Linked DNA regions of Homo sapiens: region 2 is linked to region 1. Evidence: chromatin contacts called from ENCODE Hi-C data. All regions are on one chromosome and are shown on one strand. Each heading gives the region's core, a stretch centred on a gene start or an enhancer-like site at or near the end of the contact. The rest is flanking DNA. Distances are from core to core; before and after follow the strand shown.

What was found. Hi-C counts contacts between places; a loop is a spot of excess contacts on that map. Pooled maps may share reads with other maps.
Region 2: a pooled map shows a loop between it and region 1 (10-fold over the local background). The contact joins the promoter of MMP17 here to the enhancer-like site in region 1. A Hi-C loop is called at or near these places in 2 of 37 single-sample maps with no recorded cell type and 5 of 50 pooled maps.

Annotation. Positions count from the first base shown.
Region 1 is chr12:131,507,721-131,513,279 of GRCh38, reverse strand. All of the region lies in intron 1 of LOC101929974 (a long non-coding RNA gene), which reads left to right. Among named protein-coding and RNA genes, the nearest start is that of LINC02414, 140 kb to the left of the region's middle. RefSeq lists an enhancer at 2,015-2,064. Within about 2 kb of position 1,344, at least 3 of the 41 ENCODE cell types and tissues checked have a DNase peak (open chromatin) inside an H3K27ac peak, as active enhancers do.
Region 2 is chr12:131,824,628-131,830,596 of GRCh38, reverse strand. It overlaps MMP17 (matrix metallopeptidase 17), which reads right to left and starts at 2,204. Exons shown (of 10, transcript NM_016155.7): 1 at 1,944-2,204. The coding sequence starts at 2,102. RefSeq lists silencers at 1-220, 2,210-2,339 and an enhancer at 1-477.

The DNA of each region.
Region 1 (5,559 bases), core at 95-2,594:
AGTGTATTAACATCTCAGTTCCCAGAACACTTTTAATTTCATTCACTCAGGTATTCATGAACACCCGTCTTCTTATGTGCTGTGTTAGAGTTCTCTAGAGGGACAGAACTAGTGGAATACAGACACACACACACACACACACACACAAACATATATATATATATATATATATATATATATATATATATATATATAGATAGATAGATAAAGGGGAGCTTATTAAGTATTAACTCGCACGATCACAAAGTCCCACAATAGGCCGTCTGCAGACTGAGGAGCAAGGAGAGCCAGTCCAAGTCCAAGTCCAGTTCAAGGGATCATCCAGGAAGCATCCAGCACGGGAGAAAGGTGTAGGCTGGGAGGCTAGGCCGGTCTCTCTTTTCACATTTTTCTGCCTGCTTATATTTGAGCTGAGCAGGCAGCTGATTAGATGGTGCCCACCCAGATTAAGGGCGGGTCTGCCTTTCCCGGCCCACTGACTCGAATGTGAATCTCCTTTGGCAACAGCCTCATAGACACACCCAGGATCAATACTTTGTATCCTTCAATCCGATCAGGTTGATACTAAGTAGTAACCATCACACGTGCATTCATCATGTGCACACACTGGTTAGGATCTGAGGGTATAGACCAGGCTCCTGTTCTCTGGGAACTGGCATCCCAGCAAGGACAGGTAGTAAACAAATAAGAACATTTAAGAACAGTGTGGGGAGGGCCTAACACTGTGCTGTGTGGTGGTACGTAGGACGCAGGCTACTGTAGACTGGGTGGTTGTGGGGAGGAGGTGACTGTGGGGAGGTGACATTGATCTGAGCCCTGGATGCCAACAAGGAGCCAGCTGTGCATGGATGGAGTTGGGAGCGGTGCCAGGCTGAGCCTGCAGGAGGTCAAGGTGCTGGTGGGAGCTCATGTGGCTGGGGACGGTGAGCATGGGCGGGACAGAGGTGGTACTTGTGCAGAAGGAATTAACCATGAAGGCCAAAGATGCCCTCCCTGCAGAGGCCTGCTGGCAAGGTTGGCCCTCAGCTGGGGCCTGGGAGCTTTGCCGATAAACAGGCCCCCACACTGATTCACTGAATGGCTGCGTGTGCAAACAATAGGGTTTATGCTGAGGACCTGCTTTCCCTCTGAGAGGCTGGGATTTTGGACTATGCCAGGCACAGGTGCTGACGTGACCAGACCCCAGTAAACCCTGGGTGCCGAGTCTCTAGTGAGCGTCCCTCATAGACAGCACTCACATGTGTTGTCACATCTCATCGCTGGGGAATTAGACATGTGCTGTGTGACTCCCCAGGGAGGGGACTCTGGGAGCTTGTGCCTGGTTCCCCTTGTGCCTTTCTCTTTGCTGTTTTTGCAGGTTGTCCTTTCACTGTAATAAATTGCAGCCTGAGTCCTGGGAGTCTCTGAACCTGGGGATGGTCCTGGAATCCCTGACACAGATGTGGCCAGAGAAGGGATGGAACCAGTCCTGCAGGGCCCTTTAGGGAATAGTGAGGTGCAGTGTGAGGGTTGCAGCGACCCGTGGGCTGCTCAGCCCAGCCTGGGGTGACTGTCTCACTTTCCCTCGGAGGACAGGGTGGGCACCACCTGCAGACTCTGGGAAGTCCTCACTCAGTCTCCACGTGCACAGGGCCTAGGAGGTGGTCTGGGTGCTGGTGGGCGGCTCTGCCACATGCCACCCTCACAGTCTTCCCCTGAGTCTGTTCCTTCCTCTTGCTTGTCCCAGGCCTCTCTCAGCAGCACCTTCCTCTGTGAGTGTCAAATGCTACTGACTCATGTACTTCCTGTCTATTCAGAGACAGGACGGGGGTGGGAAATTGGTATCATTTGCATGACGCTCACCTCCTGGGGTTGGTGAAGAGCTTGCAGGCATCAGAGCTAGCTGGGAAGTGAGCAATTATAACATCTTTAGGAAATTGACTTGGCCCTTTCTGAGTCTGTGTCTCCTGGTTTTCTCCATGCCCAGTATTCAGAGGAGGATGAGAGGAATGCTTCCTTGGGCCCCATGGCCTGGCTTTGGCTTTGGCATTGGCATTTTCAAAAAAAGTCTAGACTTACTGATCATGATTCCAGACTCCCGAGAAAGAAGCAGAGAATGTTCGGGTTGTATGAGTGGGATCTGGGATCCTGGGGGCGGGCTGTGAGGGTGAGAGCCCCACGGAAGTGCACCCAGGAGCAGGTGGATGTGGGAAGGCTGGAGCCCCCCAGACCAGGGCTGGCCTTGGGGAAACAGAAGGGGGTCATGGCATCAGAGAGGAAAGCGCATCTTCGCTACGATCCCCCCTGCCCAGAGCCTCCTCCAGATCCAGGGACCCCTCTCCTTCTGTGTTTGACCAGGGACACTGGCAGCTCTGCCTATGTTGAGAGTCCTCAGAGAGCTTCAGCTAGGCCTGTTCCCCAAAGATCTTTTGTTGTTCATTTTAAGAAACAACAGACCATCACTTTAAAAGTAGCACATTTTGGTACCTATTTCTCAGTGATTGATCCTTTCAGATACAGTTTCCCAGGATCTAAAGATGGTAGCTGAATAATGCATGATATTTTTGTTTCCCAGAAACAGGTGTTTTATTTTTATTGCATTAGTCTTATGAGAACAAGCTGGCTGCAGTTTCTCTGAGAGCCGAAGTGCTGAAACAATTCTGGGTTTTATAGGCACCCATTGCCAGGAGCTGTCATTGCCAGGCTCTTGGGCTCTTGACAAGGAAGCTCATTATGGCCGTGTCTCACCTCCTCCAGGGAGGTGCCAGATCCGTGTGCAGCAGTTTTGCACGTCCATCCATTTGTTCATCATTCATTCATTCACTCATTCTTTCAATGTTCATTTCCTGAGGGCTTCTGAGTCCTGGTGCTGGGATGCACTTTGGGGTTACAGAGACAAAAAGACCAAGTCCCAGCCTTTAGGGAACCTATAGTCTATGAGGGAGACAGAGTCTCAGTCATTGGGCCAGGTGATGAGGGGTAAACTGAGGCATACACCAGGTGTGATGGGCTGTGAAGGATCAAGCCTTGGAGCTCACCGGTGGGCGGGAGGAAGACCCCACTGAGGAGAGGAGAGAATCCGTGAGTGACAAGGAGTAGATGGGGCTCATCAGGTGGCTGTGTGGTGGGCAGGGACCCCAAAGGGCCTGAGCAGAAGTGTGACTATAGTGACTTAGAACTCAGGAGGGGCTGCCCTTGAGCCCCACTTGATTTACAACCTGGACCCTTGGTGATTTTGGCTGGAGAGAGGCAGTTGACTCCTTTGAAATATGAAGTGAAACACCAGAGGCAGGAACAGGCCAGTGGTGGTTAATGAGTGAAACAGATGGGAGTCTTAATTAGAGCAAGAGCAGGGCTAATTTAATGATCAGTGCTTCCCCGAGCATATGGCCTAGAGATACTTCCACCCACGCTGAGGGAGGCAGTGCGCAGAGTAGGAACGGCCACATGTGTGGGCAGTGGGGTTTGCAAGGGTTTGTTCCCCTGCCCGTGCCCTCTACTCCAATGCCAGCTTCTACATTTTGTTAGCTTCTTTTTCATCCTCTGTGTCAACAGGTAGGGCCTTCTCTGAGGAACTGACTTGCAGGGCGTGGCCTCGAACTGACGTGGGGATTTTGCCACACAACCTTAGGGAAAGCCAATGATGACCTAGTGACTCTCACCACATGCTTCCAACTGCTAAGACCCTGAGTGCGGGCCTGTGAAAAGGGCAGGTGGGAGAGGGATGCTTGCCAGAGCCACCTGTGACTCCAGGTTAACTGGGGCCACATCTCCCAAGAACCCTGGGGTTGACTCTCACAATTCCCCCAGGTCAGCAGCCAGCCCTACAGTAGGGCCTGCTTTTTGGATAATAGTTCTTTAGGAGGAGCATAGCACTGGGTCCTGTGCCATCTGGCAATATTGCTCCTTTCCCATTAAATCCAGTGGTTCTCAAAGTGGGGTCCCTGGGCCAGCAGCATCAGCATCACCTGGAAACTTGGTAGAAATACAAATTGTCAGTCCTGCTTCCCAGACCTGCTCAGACACTGTAGGAGTAGAGCCCAGCAATCTATGTTTTAACAAACCCTCTGGGTGATTCCCATGAATGCTGACATTTAAGACTCTGCTATAATAAGCCTTAGATTTCTTCACACTAAATAGTGCTTGGAAGGATCAGTTTATCCTGACAACATCCTGTACTCTTTAGAGAAAAGGAACTGGGTGCTCTGAGATTCTGCTTGTTCATCTTCTGCAGTAAGTGGGATCTTTGGGCTCTCCTCAAATCCTGTCAATGAGCAGGTCGGGAGCACTGATGGGGGCGTGGGAGATAGGGTTTGTGTCCATTCTCCCGGAAACCATTTTATCTTTGCCCTCAATGAGGGATTGGCCATCAGAATGAGAAATAATCTTTAAGGTCTAAGGAAACAAATCTCTGTGGCTGTGATATGTGGCCTCCACCTGCTAAAAATGGCTTCAGCCACTGTGTGTAATTCTGAGAGCTTATTTCTTTGGAAAGAGGCCATAGCCATCAATACTAACCATTGGGGGAATTTATGCCCCATCACCCAGCACCAGCAGCCCTATCAATTTCTCCAGCATGCACAGATGTGGACTCCCCTGACTGAGTGAGGGGCCGTGTAACAAACAACTGATTTGATGGTCTGCCTGGTTTCTAAAGTTCTGTATCATGATTCCTTCTTAGCTGCAAGAGATCTCCTACCAAAGCTGATATATCTCAGTGGGACATGCATTAACTCAGTCACCTTTCCAGGTAAGAGGGAGTAATTAACTGTGCCAAGATGTTCCAAATGGCTCTTTGTGGAGGTCAGGGCACCTCCAGGGGATGCGTGACACATTTCAACCTTAGATACTTGTTTTTTGCATGTGAAATGCTTGGATGCCTTGGTATTGGGAGCTGATCATTTGCCTTTACTAAATGGCCACCCAGCTAAGAAGGGTGAGAGACTTCAATCTGCTGCCCCTCTCAGTCACACCTCCTCAACATGGGATTTTAGATATTTATGAGTCCCTAGGGTGGACCTTTAGACAGTAATTCCCAGTGTCTCTTATGAGAGAACAGTGCTCAATGGAAGGAGACAGCCCTGCTTTTCAGGAAGTTGCGACTTAAAGAATTCTAGCTCTTGGTGCCATTAAGTGCCATCAATGACACCCAATTTGTCAATGACCATCAGACTAGTTGTTTGTTACGTGGCCTCTCATCAGTCAAGAGTCCGCGTCTGTGCACGCTGGAGGAGTTAAGAGGGCTGCTGGTGCTGGCTGGTAAATTCTCCCAGTGGTCAGATCCAACACACTCCTAAACCTTAGTTGTGGATCATGAGACGATGTGGACCTGGGTGTCGGGAGAATGGTGAGAGTGGGTGTTGGGGTGTCGGATGACTGGATGTGCCCTGCCCATGCCAGGGATGTCACACGGCAGGACTTCAGAGGAGACAGAGTGTGGGGAGAGAGAGTTGAACTGGAGATGCAGAGAAGGAAATGTTTCATATGGGGGAGATGGAGTCCCAAGTGAGAGTTTCCAAAGAGAGCGTGGCTGATAATCGAGCCTTGGGGAATATCTACGTTTAGGTGTCATGAGGCAGA
Region 2 (5,969 bases), core at 955-3,454, 320 kb before region 1:
ATCCCGGCCTCCTCGTCCCTCCCCGCGGGGAAGCCGCCCGCCCCTGGGCCTGAGCTCGGCCCGCGGTTCCCCGAGGGCCAGCAGAGGACGCCCCGCACCGCCAGTGTGAGCAGGAAGCCGCGGCAGGACGGAGGCTCCACGCCAGGCCGGGCCCGACACGGAGCGGGGCTCCAGGCAGGGGGCTGCCCGCAGCGTCCTCCCTCTCCGGCTGGACACCGGGGCCCCACTCACTGCCCCCGGCCAGGCTGGGGAGCCACATCCTCCGCTCGGTGCTGTCGCAGGGCGCGGGGCGGGTGACCCCCGGGGTGCCAGGAGAGACCGAGGCGCAGGTACCAGCCGAGAGGAGGGCGCCTGACCCACTCTCTCCGGGCAGGGGGGCAGGTGGGTGGCGAGAAACTTCCAAACCGCACTGGGTCTGATCAGCCAACATGGCTCGGCCGGGGGTCCATCCTCCTGAGTGTGTGGGCCCCACCTTGAGTCCTTCCCTGGCATTGCCCCGGCCCCTTCTGCGGCACCCTCGGACCTGGAAGGCGGGCCTGGGTTCACCTCCCTCCACAGCTGGAGACCCCAGGCCCCCAGGGCGTGATTCTCAGTGGGGGATCCGGGAGATCCGCACCTACAAAAGGGTCTTGAGGAGGTGGAGGGGGGCACCCCAAGTTCACAGGCTGCCTGGCTGGAAGGAAGCCACTGTGGGGACCTGCAGGCACCTGGACGCGGGCAGCAGGGACAGTGGCCAGCACCCTCCCAGATGGCTTCGGGGCCTGGGGCAAACGGTGGCCAAATCGGCTTCCCATCCAGACCCCCTGGCCAAGTCCTGCCAACCACAGGGGCTGCGGGTGCCACCCAAGTGGCCCCTCCATATGCCTCGACTGCCTGAAATACACCTGCGCTGACTTGCTTGGACCCCAAGGTTTTGGAGCTCCTGAATGTCCACTGCGCTGGGCGAGGGGCCCTGCCAGGACCCCACTGGGAGACTGTCCGCGGACGAGGGCCAGGCCGAGTACTTGTGTGGGGCGGGGAGGCCTCGGCTCCTGGCCCGACTCCCTGGGTAGGAGTCCATTGAAGGCAGCGGTGGGGCAGGAGCCTCAGAAGGAACCAACGAACCCAGCGGGAGTTCACCCGGCCGCCCCAGCGGGGGGGCGCTGACCCCACGACGTGTGCTCTAAATCTTCCGGGTCCACAGGAGACGCGAGTCCCGGCTGCGGAACAGGGGAGGGGGCTGTAGGAAGAGGCCACGTCGCTGCCCCCAGGCAGGGTTTCTAAGCTGAGCTGGGGACAGCTACTGGGTGTGGAGTGAGGAAGGCTCTCCCCGCGCCCCCGGCTCAGCACTGTACCAGGGCAAGGCAGGGCCAGCCTGGCCGACCTGGGGTGGAGGGGAAGGAGGCTGAGGGCCAGGTCCTTGTCCAGTGGGGAGCTGGGGGCCAGCATCCCTGTGCCCCCAACACCCTCAACCGAGCAAACTCGGGGGCTCAAGGCTTTCGGGGTGCCCCCACTCCGTAGCCCCTGCCCTTCCTCGCTTTGTGGGTGCGTGCTCCTGCCCCCGCCACTCCCACCCGGAACGCACGCAGCGCGCAGAGCTCGGGGCGGCCGCGATGCCTGCTCTCGCCCAGCCCGGCTGCTCCGGGGCTGCTGCAAGCCGGCGACCCGGGCTCCGGGTGGGCGACCCCCTCACAACTCCACGGGCTCCTGCGGCTGCGGCGCGCTCCCAGCGCACGGAGCCGGGACGGCAGCCGGCGCCTCCCCAGGACTCGCGTGCGCTCGCCCGGTCGCTCAGCCCGCGTCCCTGCCTCAGTCTCCCCACCCAGGAAATGGGTCCAGGGCGCCAGGGCTCCCGCGCGACGCCGACGTGCACTGCTGGGGTCTTCCCGGTCCCCGCCACCCGGCCCGCGGAGACCCCCGGCTCCGGCCCAGGAGCTCCGCGCCCGTCCCGCCCGCGCGCTCACCACTCCCAGGCTGAGGTCCTCGGCGCGCGGCGCGGGTGCGGGCGCGGCGCAGCCCCCGCGGGTCCCCAGCGCCAGCAGCAGCAGCAGCGGCAGCGGCAGCCGCGAGAGTCCGGGCCCTGGGGGCGGCGGGCCGGGTCCCCGGGCTGCGCGGCGCCGCATGGCGCTCACATGGGCCCGCGGGCGGCGTGCAGGGTCCCGCGCCCTCCGCTTCGCGTTCCGCAGCCCGGCGCCCTCCGCTCTCCGCGGCGCCCCCGCCGGACTGAGCCCCGCGCGGCAGCCTCAAGCGGCGGGGCGGGGCCATGCAAATGTATGCTAACGAGGCCGGCCGCCTTAAAGGGCCCGCGCCGCCTCGGACGCTGCCACCCCCGCCCGCCCCGCCGTGTCCGCGACGGGACTGGGTCCGCGGCATCACAGGGAAGGCGTTTCCCCGGGTGTCTTAGGACGCTCTTGGGGCGGCGGGGACGCGCGGGATGGGCGCGGAGGCGGGGGTCGGGGCGCCTGCGGGGAGCTGACCCTGACTCCCCTCTCCGGCCGCGCTCCCGGGTCCACCCCCCACGGCGCCGAGGCCCGGGTTCAGACCCGGGTTCAGGCCCCGGAGCCGCCGCCGCAGCGCAGCAGGTGGGCGCTTGGTGGAGCCCGCGGACCGCGGGAGAGGGAGGGTGGGGCTTGGGGGGCGCGGGGGACTGGAGGGCGAGGGCGGGTGTTGGGGGGGCTGGGGTCCTCGGCGGAGGCTCTGCGGTCCCTGCGGGCCTGGGAGCGAGAATGTTAACTTGTAATGTTTGTTGGAGCGCAGCGTGTGCCTGGCACATGCCCAGGAGTTACATAAATAATTTCATTTACTTACAACATTTATGAGATGAAAACTATGATTTCCATTTCGCAGACAAAGAAACTGAGGCCCAAAGAAATGAAGTAACTTATGGGAGGTCCTGGAGCGGGCAAGCGGCAGAGCCAGGGTCAGAGCCCGAGCAGGCGCTTGTGTGGATTGAACTCGTGCAAGTTGCGTACAGGCTGCCCACCGAGTGGGAGATCTTGGGAGAGGGCAGGGGGTGAGGTTCAAGGGTAACCCTTGCCTTTATTCAGCTTCTCCTCGTGCTGGACAGCATGGCTTCCCCTCCTTCCCAGGCCCTCCTGCTCCACCACCCCAAATCGCAGCTGGTACTGTCAGGACTGAGGTCTCATTCTACGGACAGGGAAACTGAGGCTCGGCCCCTTTTACCAGAACTGGTCTCAGGGAAGTGGTGCCCCTCCCCTCCTGTGAGGGCCGACTCCCCCCAACCACCCCCCCCCCCCCCCCCCCGCTTCCCTGGGTACTCTGGCCCATCCTGTCCCTGCTGCCCTCAGAGCCTCCCTGGCCCGGTCTGAACAGGGTGATTCCACACCTGCTTCAGATGACCTTGGTTCGGACTGATGGGATCACCTGTAGGAGGTGGGGACTTTCACAGGACATCCCGGATTGTTTTTTCTTTCTTTCTTTTTTTTTTTTTTGCTCTGTTGCCCAGGCTGGAGTGCAGTGGCACGATCTTGGCTCACTGTAATTTCTGCTTCCTAAATTCAAATGATTCTCCTGTCTCAGCCTCCTGAGTAGATGGGATTTCAAGCGTGCACAACCGTGCCCAGCTAATTTTTGTATTTTTAGTAGAGACGGGGTTTCACCATGTTGGCCAGGCTGGTCTTGAACTCCTGACTTCAGGTGATCAGCCCGCCTTGGCCTCCCAAAGTGCTGGGATTACAGGCGTGAGCCACCGCACCTGGCCTCATCCGGGATTTTGACCAAGTGCATCAGGACAACCTGGTTTCCAGAGCAGAGACCCAGCCAAAGCGGCTGTAGTCAAGGAAAGGAAGCGTATGGGTATGGGCTCAGGAAACGGTGGCGTCCTAGCGTGTGCCAAAGTCAGGCAGGGCTGGACCAAGTCTCACAGCAACAGCGTCAGAACGCGGTTTCTCTCAGTCCATCTCTGTGTGGGGCAAAGACGGCCCAGGGCAGCTCCTGTGCATCCTTCCCCCTCAGCAGGCCCAGCCAGAGACAGACTCTTTCTCAACCAATGGTCCCAAGGCCACCTCTCTCTGGATTCTGGGTCAGGACCTGATCGTGGGGCCAGGGGCAGGGAAGTGAGCTGAAGCCCTGGGCTGGAAGGGATTCTCTACAGGAAATCAGAGGTGCTGAAGTCAGAGGAAGGGAGGGTGGATGGCAGGCAAAGCTGGGTCGAGGACTCAGAAGAGGGAACGCGGCCAGTGCCCCCACTGCATCATGGGGCTCATACACATCTGAGACTTGGAACAGGACGCTGTTGAGGGGCTGTAGCTCGGTGCTGGCAAGGGGCTTCACCGCGGGGCTTGCTGGCATTGAAGGGAGATGGCTTGTTTATGGAGCTTGGGCGACAGTGGCTTGGGATGTACAAATGTGAGAAGGGCCTTACAGGCAGGCCACTGTTCTCCCCAGAAAGGCCTGGTGGCGGCTGGTGAACTGGAGATGCTTGGTTAGACATCGGGAATTTGACCTTCCTCAAAGCAGCTGCCTGGCACCATGGCTGCTGTGTTCCCTTCAAGCCTGCCACCCCATTCGGACATCTGAAAGCCGCTGAGATCCAAGCCCCGCAAGAAATCGCTCTTCTCCCATCAGCTTTGCAACGCTGAAAAATCATGACGGCACGGTGGCTCACACCTGTAATCCCAGCACTTTGGGAGGCTGAATTGCAGGCGGATCGCTTGAGCTCAGGAGTTTGAGACCAGACTGACGAATATGGCGAAACCCATGTTTCTACTAAAAATATAAAAATAGCTGTGCATGGTGGTGTGTGCCTGTGGTCCCAGCTACTTGGGAGGCTGAAGTGGAAGGATCACTTAAGCACAGGAATTCCGGCGAGACAGAGCGAGACCCTGCCACGAAAAAGAAAGAAAGAAAGAGAGAGAGAGAAAGAAAGAAAGAGAGAGAGAGAAAGAAAGAGAGAGAGAGAAAAAAAAGAGAAAGAGAAAGAGAAAGAGGGGAGGGAGGAAGGAAGGAAGGAAAAAGAAAAACCACGTATTATCATCTGTGGAGGAGGGTGTGGGGAGTGGGCACTCAGGCTCCTGGTACAGCCCCTCGGGAGGGCCACCAGGTAGCAGCTATTACGATTCAAGAAGCACATGTTCTGCGGCCAGAATTCTTGGCGTCTGCTGTAGAGGAACGCTCCGGTCTTTGCACGGGAAGGCTAATGCAAGCATGGTGTTGCAGCGGGATTTGTAATAGGAAAGAATTCAGAAACTGCCCACGCGCCCACCCATGGCCGACTGGCTGATCCAGGGCCATGTGTCCTGCTGGCTGTGGCCAAGGGCATGGGTAGGGGCTGGAGTCCCACCTGCACCCTGTTTATGGATCCATGGCCTCACCGTGGGGCCACAGCACATGAGGAATCAGGCACCTTTCCAAGACCCACAAAGCTGCTGTGTAAGCTGGTGGCTGCCCTGGGCTGACAACACTGGGCTATGACCCAAAGACAGAAGCCAGGAAGAAGGGATTCGATCCAAGAGTATCCGCAGGGCCACTCAGACATATTGCTGGATTTTTTTCTTTTTTAAGACGGAGTTTTGCTCTGTCACCCAGGCTGGAGTGCAGTGGTGCGATCTCGGCTCACTACAATCTCTGCCTCCCAGATTCAAGCCATTCTCCTGCCTCAGCCTCCCGAGTAGCTGGGATTACAGGCACCTGCCCCCACGCCCAGCTACTTTTTATATTTTTAGTAGAGACAGGGTTTCACCACGTTGGCCAGGCTGGTCTCAAATGCCACACCTGACTTCAGGTGATCCACTCAACTCGGCCTCCCAAAGTGCTGGGATTACAGGTGTGAGTCACTGTGCCCGGCCTCAGACATACTGTTGAGCAAATTAAACAATTTATGAGAAGCAAGAAAAGCAGAAAGCAGAAAAGACCCACAATAACTGTATCTTGTATTTATGTTTGCCACGTGCACATCCACACGTTGCATCACATCTTCTGAGCCCCCTGATCCAGCCTTGCCTGCTATCCATCTCCCTTACCCTGCAATT